3 separate regions of the Mus musculus genome follow, and all the other regions are linked to region 1. Evidence: chromatin loops called from intact Hi-C (ENCODE). Cell type or tissue: gastrocnemius. All regions are shown on one strand.

What was found. A loop is a pair of places that touch in the nucleus more often than their neighbours do. Peaks named below come from ENCODE experiments on the same cell type or tissue, not always from the same donor. Only the 100,000 strongest peaks of a DNase experiment are listed, where the experiment ranks them.
Region 2: a loop joins it to region 1, with 2.4 times the contacts of the local background. A loop is called at or near these places in 20 of 42 quality-filtered maps.
Region 3: it touches region 1 in a loop (5-fold over the local background); 29 of 42 quality-filtered maps call a loop at or near these places.

What each region holds. Positions count from the first base shown.
Region 1 is chr4:109,162,630-109,167,629 of GRCm38, forward strand. All of the region lies in intron 2 of Osbpl9 (oxysterol binding protein-like 9), which reads right to left. It overlaps Gm52703 (a long non-coding RNA gene), which reads left to right. Exons shown (of 3, transcript XR_003955256.1): 3 at 1,920-2,548. Among named protein-coding and RNA genes, the nearest start is that of Gm52703, 32 kb to the left of the region's middle. In gastrocnemius, a CTCF peak has its summit at 3,090 (motif pointing left); a DNase peak (open chromatin) is centred at 3,090; H3K27ac peaks cover 2,826 bases.
Region 2 is chr4:109,066,816-109,071,815 of GRCm38, forward strand. It overlaps Osbpl9 (oxysterol binding protein-like 9), which reads right to left. Exons shown (of 24, transcript NM_001368727.1): 16 at 1,548-1,719; 17 at 100-184. Among named protein-coding and RNA genes, the nearest start is that of Gm32581, 9.5 kb to the right of the region's middle. In gastrocnemius, a CTCF peak has its summit at 2,370 (motif pointing right); a DNase peak (open chromatin) is centred at 1,401; H3K4me3 peaks cover 419 bases; H3K27ac peaks cover 3,098 bases.
Region 3 is chr4:108,868,046-108,873,045 of GRCm38, forward strand. No RefSeq gene overlaps it. Among named protein-coding and RNA genes, the nearest start is that of Rab3b, 8.5 kb to the right of the region's middle. In gastrocnemius, a CTCF peak has its summit at 2,120; a DNase peak (open chromatin) is centred at 2,126.

The sequences.
Region 1 (5,000 bases):
GCCACACTGCACCACAGCTGAGCCCCAAGGCGCTAACTTCCCTCAGTGACTTCTGTACCTGAACTGCTTGAGAGCTACCGGTTGTTGCAAGACCCTTCCCACAACCACACATCCCCAGTTATTCTCTCTGCTACCCTTCCTCTCCCCCCTTCTGGGTTTGCTCTGATATTGGGGTGGGGGTGGGGGCATTCTGGAGCAAAGCTTCTCTTGGCAACTCATAGAGGAAATAATATCAAGAAAACTGTTGTTCTAACCCACCAAAATATCAACCTTTTATTGTGATGCTTTTAAGGCTCATGACCCCAACATAATACATACTTATCTTCTATGGCCTCTTTTTCTCTGAGGTTTTCTTTTTTGTTGTGTCTTGGGTTTTGTTTTCTTTTGTTTTTTCCAAGACAGTTTATCTGTGTAGCCCTGTCTGTCCTAGAACTCACTTTATAGATTGGCTGGCCTCGAACTCAGAGATCCGCCTGCCTCTGCCTCCTGAGTGCTAAGATTAAGTTGTGCGCCACTGCTGGTCTTCTCTGAGGCATGCTCATCAGTACATACTTCTTCAGGCTGCAGACAGTAGCTACAGCTTCAGAGTCTTCTCCAAGTGGATGGATTTCTTGGTTTTCTTTTTCTCTTTTTTCTATACACACAGAAAGACTTTAAACATGAATAATGATGCAAAAGCCTAAGATAGAATCAGTTTTGTTTTAATGATTTGGGAGAAAAAAAACAAGGCAAAACAAGATACAAGGTGTTGTTTTGTGTGTTTTGTTTGCAGAGCGAGCGAGCGAGTGAGCGAGAGAGAGAAAGAGAGAGAAGTAGGTTGGTAAACTGATTCCAAAGGCAATAAAGGAATGATGACCACTCCAGAGCATAAATTGCTCACCCACCTCCTAAAAGGAACATGGTTGCTGCTAAGCACACTATTCCCACTTTACACTAAGCACACAATGTCCCTGGCTACAGAAACAACAGTAGAACTTAACTGTGCACTCATATATACATGTCCTTTAAACATGCCCACCTATTATTACAAATATAGTTCTTTTAACTCTTTTCCTAGTTGATTACAGGAATTATTAAAGAATGTTACTAGCTTTTGCACATTGTTCTCATATCCAATTTGCTGTTTTTGAGACAGGGTCTTACTATATATACGTGCACATATATATGTGCATATACATATATATATACATACACACATATACAAACACACAAATGATTTGATCTGGAACTTCCTTAGTAGACCAGACTGTCCTCAAATTCAGAGATGCACTTGGCTCTGCCTCCTGAGATGTATTTATATTTACATCTGTGTGTGCATCTGTGCATGTATGCTATTATGCAAAGGTGCCCACAGATGCCAGCAGAAGGTATTAAATACCCTGGAGCTGGATTATAGGCAGTTGTGGGTCACCTGAAATGGTTGCTGGAATTGATCTCCAATCCTCAGAAAGAACAGTGTGTACTCTTAACCACTGATCTATCTCTCCAGTAACCTCAATATCCAAAGTTTTTGTTCAAGGCTAGTTATAAAAATAAAGTTTATGCAATGTTTTCACATTATTTTATTTATTGGCACATATGTGTCATGGCACACATGCAGAGGTCAGAGGACAAATTGTGGGAGTTGGCAAGTGAATTCAGGTCATCTGATTGAGCAGCGAACATTGTTACCCACTGAGCCATCCCTCCAATGCTTCTGTAGGTTCTCGTGGATTGTACGCACATAAACATGTTATGTGCAAATAGGATTAACTTTAATTCTCCTACTGTCCCATCGCCTATCCTATCTTTTTTCTTTGTTCCTTGCTCTTATATGACCACGTGCCGAGACCACTTGTGTAGTTTACAGAAACATACGCAAACACAAATTTTCTGACCAAGCCATTTATCTCTTGCTTTTTCTTCATTTGATATTCTAGGACCTGCAGGGTTTAACACTGAAGCAGCAGCAAATGCAGGCACCTCTCTCGCTGCTGATTTAATGAGGACCGTGAGGTTTAGGAGAGTGCCTAGGAGTTAAAGTGCTCACTGTGAGATCTTTTGCCAAGACCAGAGTTTGGATCCCCTGGACTCACATGAACGTTCTTCTGCCTAGAAAGCCAGCATCTGAAGGCAGAGACAGGAGCCCTGGAGCGAACTGGCTAGCATGGCAAGCTGAGAGTTCACCTGAATGGGCCTGCCTTACTAATAACTTGGAAAGCGCTGCACACAGGAGAACATGTATGCAAATCACATACACATACAAAAAAGAAAGAACTCGCACACTGCTTCACTATTAAGTACATAAGACTTATAATCCATCTCTCTGTGGTGATCCTAAGCCTCTCAGAATGTCAGAGTCCAAGATTCGTCTGCACCAATAGTGCTTACTATAGGCAGGCATGGCAGCCCAAGCCTATGATCTCAGCTACTCGAGAGGCTGAGGCAGAGAACCACGGTTCAAGGCCAGCATGGGCATCAGTAAGCCCTGGTCTGAAAAAAACTAAAGGGAGCTGGAAATGCCCCTCAGTGGTGTGGGAATGCCCCTCAGTGGTGAACTGCTGGTCTGGGATCTCTAAAGCAGTAGGTTCAATCTCTACCACTTTTCAAATACATTAACAAATTTGATGCTGACAATTCTGTGAGTGAACAGTATGGTACCCCGTCTGGTCTAGCTTTTCTTCTTCTTTTTAAGAGCTCAGGAATGCATGGAAAGTGTTGGCTCATTTCATAGGGCAGAATTCATTCTTAACCTTCATTCCACAGACGCCATGCTGTGGTCTCTACCTCTCACCCTCTTTAATGCTTTTACTTATCCATTTTGCAGATATTTCCTAAAAATGTTATTGTTGTGCTTTCAGATGAAACATGGGGCTGGGGAGTGGTGGCACACACCTTCAATCCCAGCACTTAGGAGGCAGAAGCAGGCAGATCTCTGTAAGTTCGAGGCCATCCTGGTTCACAGGGAAAGAGAGTTTCGGGGCAGCCAGGGTTACACAGAGAAACCCTATCTCAAAAGGCTAAAACCTAAAAATAAAACCATGGGGATGAAGTGGAAGATCAGATCCAAGCAGCAACCATCACTACTTCTTCAGGGCAAGCGCGCCATCTAGTGGCACATAATTTTGCTGACAGATTCACCATGAATGTGTGACCTTGATAAATAACTAAGTCAATTCAGTGCCTGGAGATGGGGTTTGGAAGTGGTGCACGAAGCACGAAACTCGTCCCTAACTCCAGAAAAAAAAAAAAAAATGCTAATCCTGACACCTTAAAAGGTCAAGAAACTAGATCTGCGAAGCGTCTCAGGCAGTAACATGTGAGCTCCCCGAGATCCGTCTACAGTGATCCCAACTTGTCTGCATAACATAATCAACCAGAGGGTGTGTTCAAAACTAAAGATCCTAGGATCTTTCTCTAAAATAAGGTGTGTAGATGGGGGCTCCTGGCAATCGACAACTGCCCAGATGTTTCTCACACAGGAAGCCCAAAGGACAATCTTTCTCTCCCCCCTCTCCACTCTTGTTTTTGTGGCAGGATCTTGTGCAGGCTAGATTTATATGTCAACTTGACACACACAATAGTTATCTGAGAAGTGAAAACCTTGGAGAAAATGCCTTCACAAGATCTGGCTGTAGGGCATTTTCTTAACTAGTGATTGATGGGAGAGAGTCCTGCCCATTGTGGGTGGTGCCACCACCCCTCAGCTGGTGGTCCTGGGTTCTTTAAGAAAGCAGGCTGAGCAAGCCATGGGTAGTAAGCCAGTAAGCAGCACACTTCCATTCCCTTGTGCATCAGCTCCTGCCTCCAGGTTCCTGCCCTGCTTGAGTTTCTGTCCTGACTTTCTTCAGTCATGGCTACAATATGGAAGTATAAGCCAAATAAACCCTTTCCTCCCCAACTTGCTTTTTGATCATGGTGTTTCATCAAAGCAATACAAACCCTAAACTTAAAGTCACAGGAGATGACCTTGAACTTGTGTTCAACCTGCCTCTGCCTCCTTAGTGCTGGGATTAGAGGAATGCACCAGCCACATCTGCTTTTATGCAGCTCTGAGGATGGAACCCTTGTGCATGCTAGGAAGCATGCGCACTACCAAGTGAACTGCACCCCAGCCTTATCATAAATACACTTTGCATTACCCTTCATGATGCACCAAGTGCCTAATGCTCACAGAACTCTGCTAGAAAGGCATTAGGATCCTCACTTAAAGAAAACTCAAACCCAAGCATACAGATTCCCTCTGTCACTCAATCAAAGGGTAAAATGAGATTTAAATGCAGGTTTCTGTAGGTCCTTCTCTGACCGGATAGGCAGCAGGCAGGATTCTTAGAATGACACTTGTTCTTGGATAATCTCTTCTCCTGGGACTATAGATGCAAACAGGATGTGATGAGAGCATGTCAGTGCCTTGATTAATAAAAGCAGAAAGATTACCTAACCTAACCTAATTGCATGAGCCTTTTTCCTTCTTTTTTTTTTTAAATTAGATGTTTTCTTCATTTACATTTCAAATGCTCTCCCCTTTCCTAGTTTCCTCTCCGAAAATCCCCTATACCCTCCCCCCTACCCTTGCTCCCCAACCCACACACACACACTCCCGCTTTCTGGCCCTGGCATTCCCCTGTATTGGGGCATAGAATCTTTGCAAGACCAAGGGCCTCTCCTCCCATTGATGACTGACTAGGCCATCCTCTGCTACATATGCAGCTAGAGCCACGAGCTCTGGGGTACTTAGTTCATATTGTTGATCTGCATGAGCCTTTATCAAATAGTATTTTTTGCAGCTGTGAGCAGAATGGGAATCAGGGATTCACAACAGTACAGGAAAATGTGTATTTTGTTGGCTCCTATAAGTAGGAGACCTGGCAGTTAGGCACAAAAGCAGAGTAAGGGTGACAAGTGACAGTAACAAAGAGACTTCAGATGTTTTAACTACAAGCAACTAAATATGATTAACAGCCTGAAAAGGATTCTTTCTTAGAGCTTCCAGATAAAACCCACCCCAGTCTTTACTTCAC
Region 2 (5,000 bases), 96 kb before region 1:
AGTCTCCAGTTCAGGTAACAGGAAGGACAGCACAAGTGACAAGTCATCGGACCTGGATGACCGTTTAAGACGAAAGGTTGTGGAGAACCTGTAACTTACTGGGCGGATGGTGGGAAACTTGCTCAGCCACAAATGTTACACTGTTCTTAGAAACCCAGGGAACCGGCCCTTCTGAAACGAGCTCCTGGAAGCAATTGTAACATCAATTTAAAAACTTTTTAGATAAAACACGACGATGAGGCAGAATCTTATCAGCAGCATCTCTTGTCTCTCCTGGACATACACACATTTCCATTACAGCACTTAACAGCTGCCCGTTAGGAACTTGTTGTTTCCCTGACTACACTATGATTCTTGAAGGCTTCATGTACCTAACATGAGCCAGGCCTGGCACAGCTGTCCTTGTATGCACTGAACATTGCACCTCTGTTTTCAGTAAGGGCTACATATTAATGTGTTTCTTGGAAATAAGGACACGGGAGTCACATTTTCCACAAGATTATTATGGGCCAGGCCCGATGGACTGGGGATATTTCCATTTTTATGCCTAGAAGCTGCAGTCTTTGTTGTTGGTCTGGGTCAGCAAAACAACTCTAAATAGAGCCCCAGAGCAGGGAGATGGTTCCACAGGTAGACACTTGCCACTGGAAACCTGATCCATCCCTAACACTCATGTAAAAATGGAGAGTCCACCACACTGTCTTCTGACCCCCACATCTGCATGCATCCTCCCTGCACCAATAAACAGACACAAACATGTGACTGTCCTCTGATACAAGCTCCTCCTAAGCATCCAAGTCTACTAAACCCTCTCCAGCAGACTTCTCTAGCAGGGGCCATCTTGGAGTTTTACTCTGAAAGCCCCATTCACATAGCCAACTGTCTCAGTTCATCCTGGCTTATCCTTGCTTTGCCAGTCAAGGAGCTGCTGAGGCACGGGCACAAGGACACATTTCTCACTGCCTTCTCTCCACTACTCACCCATCTACTCTATCTCGCAAAGGTAGCTGGAAACAGAAGATTTTTCTAGAATAATAACTCTTTAAGCATTCCGAGTCTAAATTTCATTTTTATAAAAATCATTACAATGAAAAATCATTACAGTGATCTTTTCTCAAAGCAAAACTAAGACCCCAATAAGCTGCAAATGTATCATTATGGTGTACAAGGCTGTCACAATCTGACTTAATGCCCATCCCAAGTCAAGCTGCTTCTCTTTCACCCTCCCACTGCTTACAGAAAACGCTCATCAACAATATTCTCTGCACAGTGAACATCTGAGATCACGGCTTTCATCTTTATTGGATCCTGATAAAGTGAATCTTTATTTCACAGTATGAAATAATTGAAAATCATGACACCAGAAGGCGCAGCTGGTAAAGTTGTCTGATGCCAAGTCTGAGGACCCGAGGCCTCTCCCATGACCAACACAGAACTGCCTCCTGCACTGTCTTCTGACCACACGTTTATGGCACATACTCATCCACAGAGATAAAGACACACATACAGATAGACAGACACACACAGAGGGAGTGGGGGACACTCACTGCGTTCTCTTCAGTATCATTCGGCAACGTCCAGTGACACTGAAAGATCTCACCCAAAATAGGATTGTACGGCTTTTTGGCCACCGATCCTCTCCTTCCTGCATGGAAGGCCGAGAGGTACCATTTCACAACCTGAACCATTCGATCCCTGGGATCCTTCTGATCACTAATGCTGGAAGAGACAAGGACAAATGTGATGTTCCACTTTTTGGCAGGACACACACTGAATGATCTACCTAGAGCCACATGGACCAGTGGATACCAGTTGGATACCAATTCCAGTTTGACACCAAGGCACAACACACATAACTAATGCATTCCCCTCAGTGTTTGGTTAGAAGACTCTAGCAGATGTTTATATCCACTTAGCTACACAGCGTCTCCCTTCATCCCCAGCTCCCTCTGTATGCTACATGCCCTCCTGAGGTAAATACTGCTGCTAGTTTCTGGGGCCACATCTTTGCTTGGATTGCAAGCCAAGTGCGCTGCTTCACTGACAGACTTTCCACATCCCACACTGCCAACCAATAATCTAATCATTGTTTGCTTTTGAGAGAGGTTTTAGTCTGTGGCCATATTGGCTTTGAGTTTGATTCTCCTGTCTAGGTCTTTTGAGTCTGGGATTATAGGTGGCTTATTGCCACCACATCCAGCTAGTTTAATTCTTTTATGGCCAAAAACCATAATAATAATTAATTTTAATTTGTTCAGAGATTCTACAGGCTGGCTTTCTTTGTAAACTTTATTACTTTATGTATTAGTGGTTTGCTTGCATTTATGTCTGTGTACCATACGTATGCCTGGTGCCAGTGGAGGCCAGAAGAGGGTGTTGGATCCGCTGGAACTAGACTAAGGTGACTGAGCTACAGATGGCTGGGATCTGGAAGAACAGCCAGTATTCTCAACCTCAGAGCTCTCTCCAGCCCTTACTGATGTCCTGGGGTGGCTCTCCAGCAGCTCCGGAGGGACTGGCTGACTCTCTTCTCCCTGTGGTTATTCTTGTTTGGTATGGGGTCCTGGCAGTCATGTGAGGGCTTCACACAGGCTAGGGGATCACCTTACTACTGGGCTATACTCCAGGCCTGCTGTATGTAGCTGGAAGCTGTGTGTGTGAGTGTATGTGTACACACATACATATATATACATATATACAAAATGAAAGAATGAATTTATCAAGAAAAAAATATATACACATACATACTATATATACGTATATGTGTGTATGTATATATACATATATTTTTTTCATTCTTTTATTCTTTTTTTTTTTTTTTTTTTTTTTTGGTTTTTCGAGACAGGGTTTCTCTGTGTAGTCCTGGCTGTCCTGGAACTCACTTTGTAGACCAGGCTGGCCTCGAACTCAGAAATCCGCTTGTCTCTGCCTCCCGAGTGCTGGGATTAAAGGCCTGCGCCACCATACCCGGCTCTTTTATTCTTTTATCATTACAAATTGTCTCTGGTTATGTATCTTCTTTGTTTTGAGATAGGGTCTCATTCTTTAGCCCAGGCTGGCTTGGTGCTTACTTTGCCTGCTTGTTGGTTACTAACTTACAGCAATGACCTTGCCTCTACCTCCCAAATGCTGGGCTACAGCACATTTATCTTCTTTGTTCCTCTGATACTAAAACAGCTACAACAACTTTGCTGTGCTCAGTGCTTCCCATGGTGTGCTGGCTTGACTAAGGATGCCCTAACAGGCTCGTATGCTCGAAAGCTCAGTCCCCAGTCGTAACTGCTCAGAAGAATTAGGAGTGCGTCCTTGTTGGAGGAGGTGGGCGTGGAGCCTTCGAAAGCCAGCATTAGGCCCAGTCTCTGTCTGCCTGCAGATTAGGATGTAAAGCTCTTAGCTGCTTCTCCAGTGTAACAACCGTCTGCTGCCACTACACTCCCTACCATGATAATAATAATGGGCTAACCCTTGGAAACTGTAAGCAAGCACCCAATTAAATGATTTAAAAGACTTGCCTTGGTCATGGTGTCCCTTCATTGCAACAGAACAGAGACTAAGACATATGGTATTTCCCCCCTTTTTGAGGTTTGTGTGTGTGTGTGTAAGATAAATGTGTGTGGTGCATACAGACAGGTGTGCAGATATGTGAGCCTAAGAGAAGTCTTACAGGCCAGAGGAGGATGTTAGATGTCCTCTATTACTCTCTGCCTCATCCTTGAGATAACGTCTGTAAGTAGACCTGGATACAGGCTGGCAGCCAGCAAGCCTGGACAACTCCCTTCTCTGTTCCCACAGCACAAGGCACATGTGAGCATGCCCTGCTTTGTGTGGGTGCTTGAGGTTGCGCAGGAAGCACTCTTTACGCACTAAGCCATCTCCTCAGCCCTCAAGTGCTGTAGTGTCATTTTAGTTGTTATTGTTTGCAATATTAGAGATAAAAAAAGCAAGGGTCTCACACTTGTAGGGTACACACGCTACCACCAAGCAACATCTTCAATCATGGCCTTTTAGTTTTAAGCAAGCACTATCCAAATGGCATAATGATACATTTTGCTTTTTTTTTTTAAATCTACTTCAACAACTGCTGTCTCCTCTGACAGAGGATGTGTTTGTCCTACCGGCACACCTACCAGTTAACTGGGATTGTCTTCGACCTGTCCCCTTTGTCCTTGACTCATTATTTACTCGTTCTTCCTTTCTGGAGTTAATCATGTATTTCTAGTATTCCATTTTATCTGATTTATTCATGTTTTAGTTGTACTCTTAAACTCTAAAGTGGTTCTTCTGAGGAAAACAGACTTTAAAGTTCCATAAATGAAAGCTACTGTCATGATGCACTTGATACCCCTGACAGCATTGCCAATGGACTCACCTATCAATTATATATCAGATTTATCACTGCCATAGATGTTCAACATTTCTGCACTTTAAGAACTGGTTACAATGAAATAAAAAAACCCTACTTTATCAAAAAAAAAAAAAAAAAAAAAAAAGAGCTGGTTACATGGTTCTCTTACATGTCCCTCTGGCTCTCCTCCCCCACCCCGCCCCTTCTGTTGTTAGCTAGTATGTCCATCTACTACGAAACCTCAGTGTGTGCAGCTGGCCTCCGGAAGCTTTGATTCTCCCACACAAAGGATGTAGTCAGAGAACTAAGACAGTCTGCCTGCTGCCAGTCAAGAGCAACGAACCCTTATCAGCCTCTCTCTGCTGATTTCTTTCCCCGTGGGAGCAGCTCGGACTACAGGCTTTACATTATTACATTACAGCTCACAATTCGGTCTATAACTGGACTTTCAAACTCCTCCTCTCTTCAGGTTGTAACAAGTACCTGCCAAATGACACGTGCTTTAGAAAGGTTTGCTGAGCAAGATTACGTGAATTTCAAGTAGGTTCATAGCTTTGCCCTTTGAAATTCTAGTTGCCTACCTATTAATAGACTTTAAAGTTCTGTAGGTGGCTCACTTGATGGCCTACTAACCCCTTGGCCACATAAGCAGCAT
Region 3 (5,000 bases), 290 kb before region 1:
TCCCAAATGCTGAGATTACAAGTGTGTTTCACTACATTATATTTCACTATTTTAATTGGATTTATTTTATTTTATGGGTATGGCTGCTTTACTTGAATGTATGTGTATGTGCCGGGTGCATGGCTGATGCCCACAGAGATCAGAAAAGAACATTGAATATCCTGGGTATGGAGCTAGGAATGACTGTGAGCCACCATGTGGGTGCTGGGACCCAATCCCCATGAGCAACAAGTCCCATGTGCTCTTAACCGCTGGCTTTTTTTTTTTTTTTTTTTGGAGATAGGATCTTCTATGAAACCCTAGCTGACCTCAAGCTGGCTATCCTCCTGCATCAGACTCTCAAGTGCTAGGATTATCGATCGGTAGGAGTCACCATACTCTACTTTCTGTAAATATTCTTTACAGTCATTGCTCTCTTTAAAATGAAATCCTCACCCCACTCCACCCCACCCCCTTTTTTGGCTTAGAACACTTCATTGACTTTCTTCCTCTGTTATTATTAATGGTATTGCTTGAATAGTGACATAATTTGGCCCCAATTCTCCAGTTACACGGTATATTATTCTCGTTCAGCCATGTAACCTGCTCATACTGTAATCTTTCCTACAATGTCCTGTTGTATGAACAAAGTTCACATAGAACTTCGTTTACTCCCCTAGGAGGAAAGCCTCCACCTGTACACGGAATGCAGGAGCAAGATATTTCCTCCCATCCTCTGCCTCAGTGGAGCTTAGGAGCTCAAGGGCAACATGCAATCAGACTTGTTCCTCTGTGAGACCTTCTGTCTCCTGAGCACATCTGGTCCTATTGGTGATAATCACTCTGTGTGTCTATTGTTGCTTCTCCATCCTTGCTTTGAACCCTGAGCTATATTAGAACAACAACTTCAGCAAAGCCCAGAAAAGAGCTCTTGAGCAGTCTTCCCCAGGACCCCTCGTTCTCCTGAATCTCAAATTCAACTCCAGTTCCTCAGCACCCATCACTGGTGCATAGAAATACAGTCACACTTGGCTTCTCTCTGGTGTTCAGAGGTCCTTGGGGGTTGGCAGGTGTAGCTATTTCCATCAGAGATCCTCTTCCCCACCTTTTGTTTCTCCTTCCTCAGAAATCTATGCAATGTCTCTTTATGAGATCTTTAGTGACCATGCCATTAAAACAGTCTTTAACTATTCACTGCTTTCTGTCCCTTCAACCCAAGTCTAGCCCTGGGTATCACCTCAAACTCACCATGCAGCTGAAGATGACCTTGCACTTCGGATCCTTCTGCCTTCATATCCCCAGTGCTCAGATTAAAGGCAAGTGCCACCATGCCTGGTGTATACAGTGCTGGAGATCCAATCCAGAGCGCAGTTGGAGCGAATGCTCTACAACTGAGCTCCATTCCCTAGCCCTCTCTTCGGTTTTCCATTAAAGTCACTTTGACGGGGATAATCTGTTGCCGTTGAGGTTGTCTATCTGGTTGCCTCACCAGAATGTAAATTCTATGAGGGTGGGAGCTGCTCGTCTGGCACAATCATTACAACCATTGCTGAATGAGAGATTGGGCGACTGTAACTTCCTAGGGCTGAACATCTCATCGGCTCAGCCTTCGTTGAGCCCACACGAAGTCTGAGGTCCAAAAGAGAGAGCTATGGTATTCTCCCTAAGTAAGAAGGATACTGTGGCCGGTTAAGTAGGAAGTGACTCTCTAAGAGAATGAAGGGTATTGAGGATGGTATCTAAGATTGAGACTGAGGCTCGTGTAAGAACAGTGAGCTGCAACAGCTAAAACAGCCCCGTGGCCAGAGAATAACATTCAAAAGGGTTGATGGTTGGTGGTAAATCCACAGAGAAAAGCATCTGATCAAACGCATAAGGGTGTGTGGCTTTGTCCTGCAGTGCCATGAACGTCAACCCCACCCGCACCCCCACCCTCACCCTGTTTTCTTAGTGTTTAGGTCTTAGAAAAGTCACTTGGGCTTTTGCTTCTGTTGAATGGATCGTGAGAGAAAAAGATGAGATACCAAAAATCAACCCAGTAGGTGCTTGTCAGACCTTCCTTCCCTTCTAGTCTGCTCGGTAGCTAGGCTTACTTCAGCACCATGGCTACTCGTCAGTCCAGAGGGAGTGCACTTCCCACTTAGAACACAAGAGGGAGTACGAGTTAAACCTTTGCAGAGGGTCACAGTGCTTCCCTATTAGCCTTCCTCAGCAGGCTCCCTGACTTACCTGATACATTCCAGGACTGTTAACCATTCCTCAACCCCATGGAAATGTATCTGAAGGAAGAACCTTTGACAAACACAACATATTTAGTTATGAGGGCTGCTTTGACGAACACAATGTATTTAGTTCTGAGAGCTGTCCCTGGTTTTTAGTCTCACTATGTAGCCCTGGCTGGCCTGGAATTCACTAAGTAAACCAGGCTGCCCTTGACCTCAGATATCCTCCTACCCCTGTCTTCCAGAGCGCTAGGATTAAAGGTGAGGTCTCTTTTAAGTAGTTGATGTCAATGAATATCTCTTTATATACCACTTCCTTATGTAATAATTTCGAATTTCATTTTCTTAAGGAGCCCACGAGACTATTCAGGTCTTCATACTACCATGAAAAAGAAATAACACTAACTGGCAAATAGTAATTGTTACACTTGAACCCAGACCTGTTGGATCTTAGAACCAAATCAGCCCATTATACTTATTTTAGATCAAGTCCCACATTTTACAGCCAGGGTCCATAAAGGGGTTGGGTGAGAGGTGGGTAATAACTTATGAGACTGAGAGAGGACTCTGTGTGTGCGTGTGCGTGTGTGTGTGTTGGGAGGTGGGGCTCACAAACACTGAGAACCCTAAGCTTGTGTTCAGTTACTGCTGCCCACATCCAGCAGGGGCAGGGGGACACGAGTGTCAGTCATTTAGCCATGGCGACTCTGGAAGAATCATGTGTCCTCTCTCCATTGATTTCCTCATGCTACAGATGAGCTGACTCCTTCTCACTGGCCTGATCATTGTAAGACAGCCACGCCCACTATTCAGGTGCTTTCCCTCTATTCCTTTCTTTCCTTTTTCTTTCCCTTTTGGAGACAGGGTCTCACATCGCAGCTCAGGTTGGCCTTCAGTTTGCTGCATAACGGAGGATACCAGGGAGCACCTGATACTCCTGCCTCCACCTCCTGGATGCTGGGATTACAGGTTTGCACCACCACACCCCATCTGTGTGATACTGGGGACAGAACTCAGGGCCTCGAACATGCTAGGCAAGCAAGCACTCGTCCAGCTGAGCTACCTTCCCAGCTCTCTCCCCTATCACTTTGTATGACTCAGACCTTATATATGTTTCTCGCTATGTGAAAATTTCCTATACATTTTGTCTTCTTAATGTTTCTCTTCCTCCTAGGATTCCAGCTTCTCTTAGATGATGTTCATGCGCCTTGTGCCTAGAGCACTGTTTGGCACATACTACGTGCCAGTGAACTCCTTGTGGGATGAATGAATGGATGCATGGATGGAGGGAATAATGGCCAAGAAGTAGGAACAGAGGGTTGTAAGTGCTAGGTCAGAAAGATTTTGATAAAGACAACTTTCCCATCAATGACTATTATCCAAAAACAAAGCAGCCAGCACTGGATAAGGTGGCTCCCTCATCCTCAGAAGGAAGCATATCAAAACTGGAGATCCCCATGTTGCTCTGGCTGGGAGAGGCTAACTCCAGTGTCCTTTGGCTACTCAGTATAGTTGCAAGTATTAAACTAAAGCCTTGGTGACAGGATGCTGTCTACTCTCCATGTTAAATTATAGAACAGGCACTCTCTCTGTGTGCTTTGTTGCTGGCAAGGAAGGGGTCCTGAAGTTGGGAAAACAGAGACAAGGGGATTAACATTGGTGGACTGTGGCTGAGAAGATGGTGGAGTTGATTTAACTAGAGCAAAATAAATGAATATAATTATAAGTTATCCTTTCTGGCCCTGAGTTCTGTCCCCAGAATCACACAGATGGGGTGTGGTGGTGCAAACCTGTAATCCCAGCATCCAGGTGGTGGAGGTTCTGTTATATAGCAAGTTGAAGGCTAACCTGAGCTACATGAAACCCTGTCTCCAAAAGGGAAAAACAGATAAAAGGAAAGAAAGCAAACAGTGAGGGGCTATTTTATAATGATCAAGCAGGGAACGCCTCTGCCTTCACTACTGGGGCCTTGTTCCCTTCTGGACCCCATGGTCTCTGTGGCTTCTCTTCCTTTCTCATAGGCTGTCTTAATTTCCTTTCTCCTCATCTACATCAAATTAGTCACCAAATCATATCCTTTACATCACATAGCATCTCCCAACTTGGGTCTTATTTTTTTAAAAAACGACCCCACCCGCTTTTATTCTGTATATCTTAAAACATCCAATCTGTTCCCTATTATGTAGGCTAAGATCTTTCAAAAATAAATGCTACCAACCCCTCCCTCAGATAAAACCCTACAATGGTGCCATGCTCCCCAATGGTGCCGTGCTTCCCTGGCTATCAAGTACATCATTCTTAGTGCTGATCTCAGAGCCTGACAGATCTCTCCTGTCCCACCCATCGCTTGTTCCTCCACCCATTACACCTGTGCTTCCAGAGACTCAAGGTTCTCTGAGGTTCCCCCATGACTTCACATCGTTTGCTACTTCATGGGTCTTTGCTCATACTGGTCCATCTATCTGTCCAGGCTGCTTCTCTAAGCCCTTAGCCCCTACTGCCCCTTAAATTTCAAGTCTGCATCCAGGGATCAGGCATGAGCTAATATGAGAAAACAGTTTCTTTTCCTGGGGCTGTGTCAACGTATCCTGACAGAAGCAATTTAAGGAAGCTAGAGTTTCTCTTGGCTCGATATCCAAGGGACAGTATGGTGGGAAAGTCAACGTAGCAGGAGCTTAGAGCAGCTGCTCACATTGCATTCATAGTTGAGAGCCCGAGATGGATAAATGCTTGGGCCCATCTTGCCGACTCCATGCATGTTGTAGCGCCCCATTCCTGGGAAATGGTGCCACCCACCAT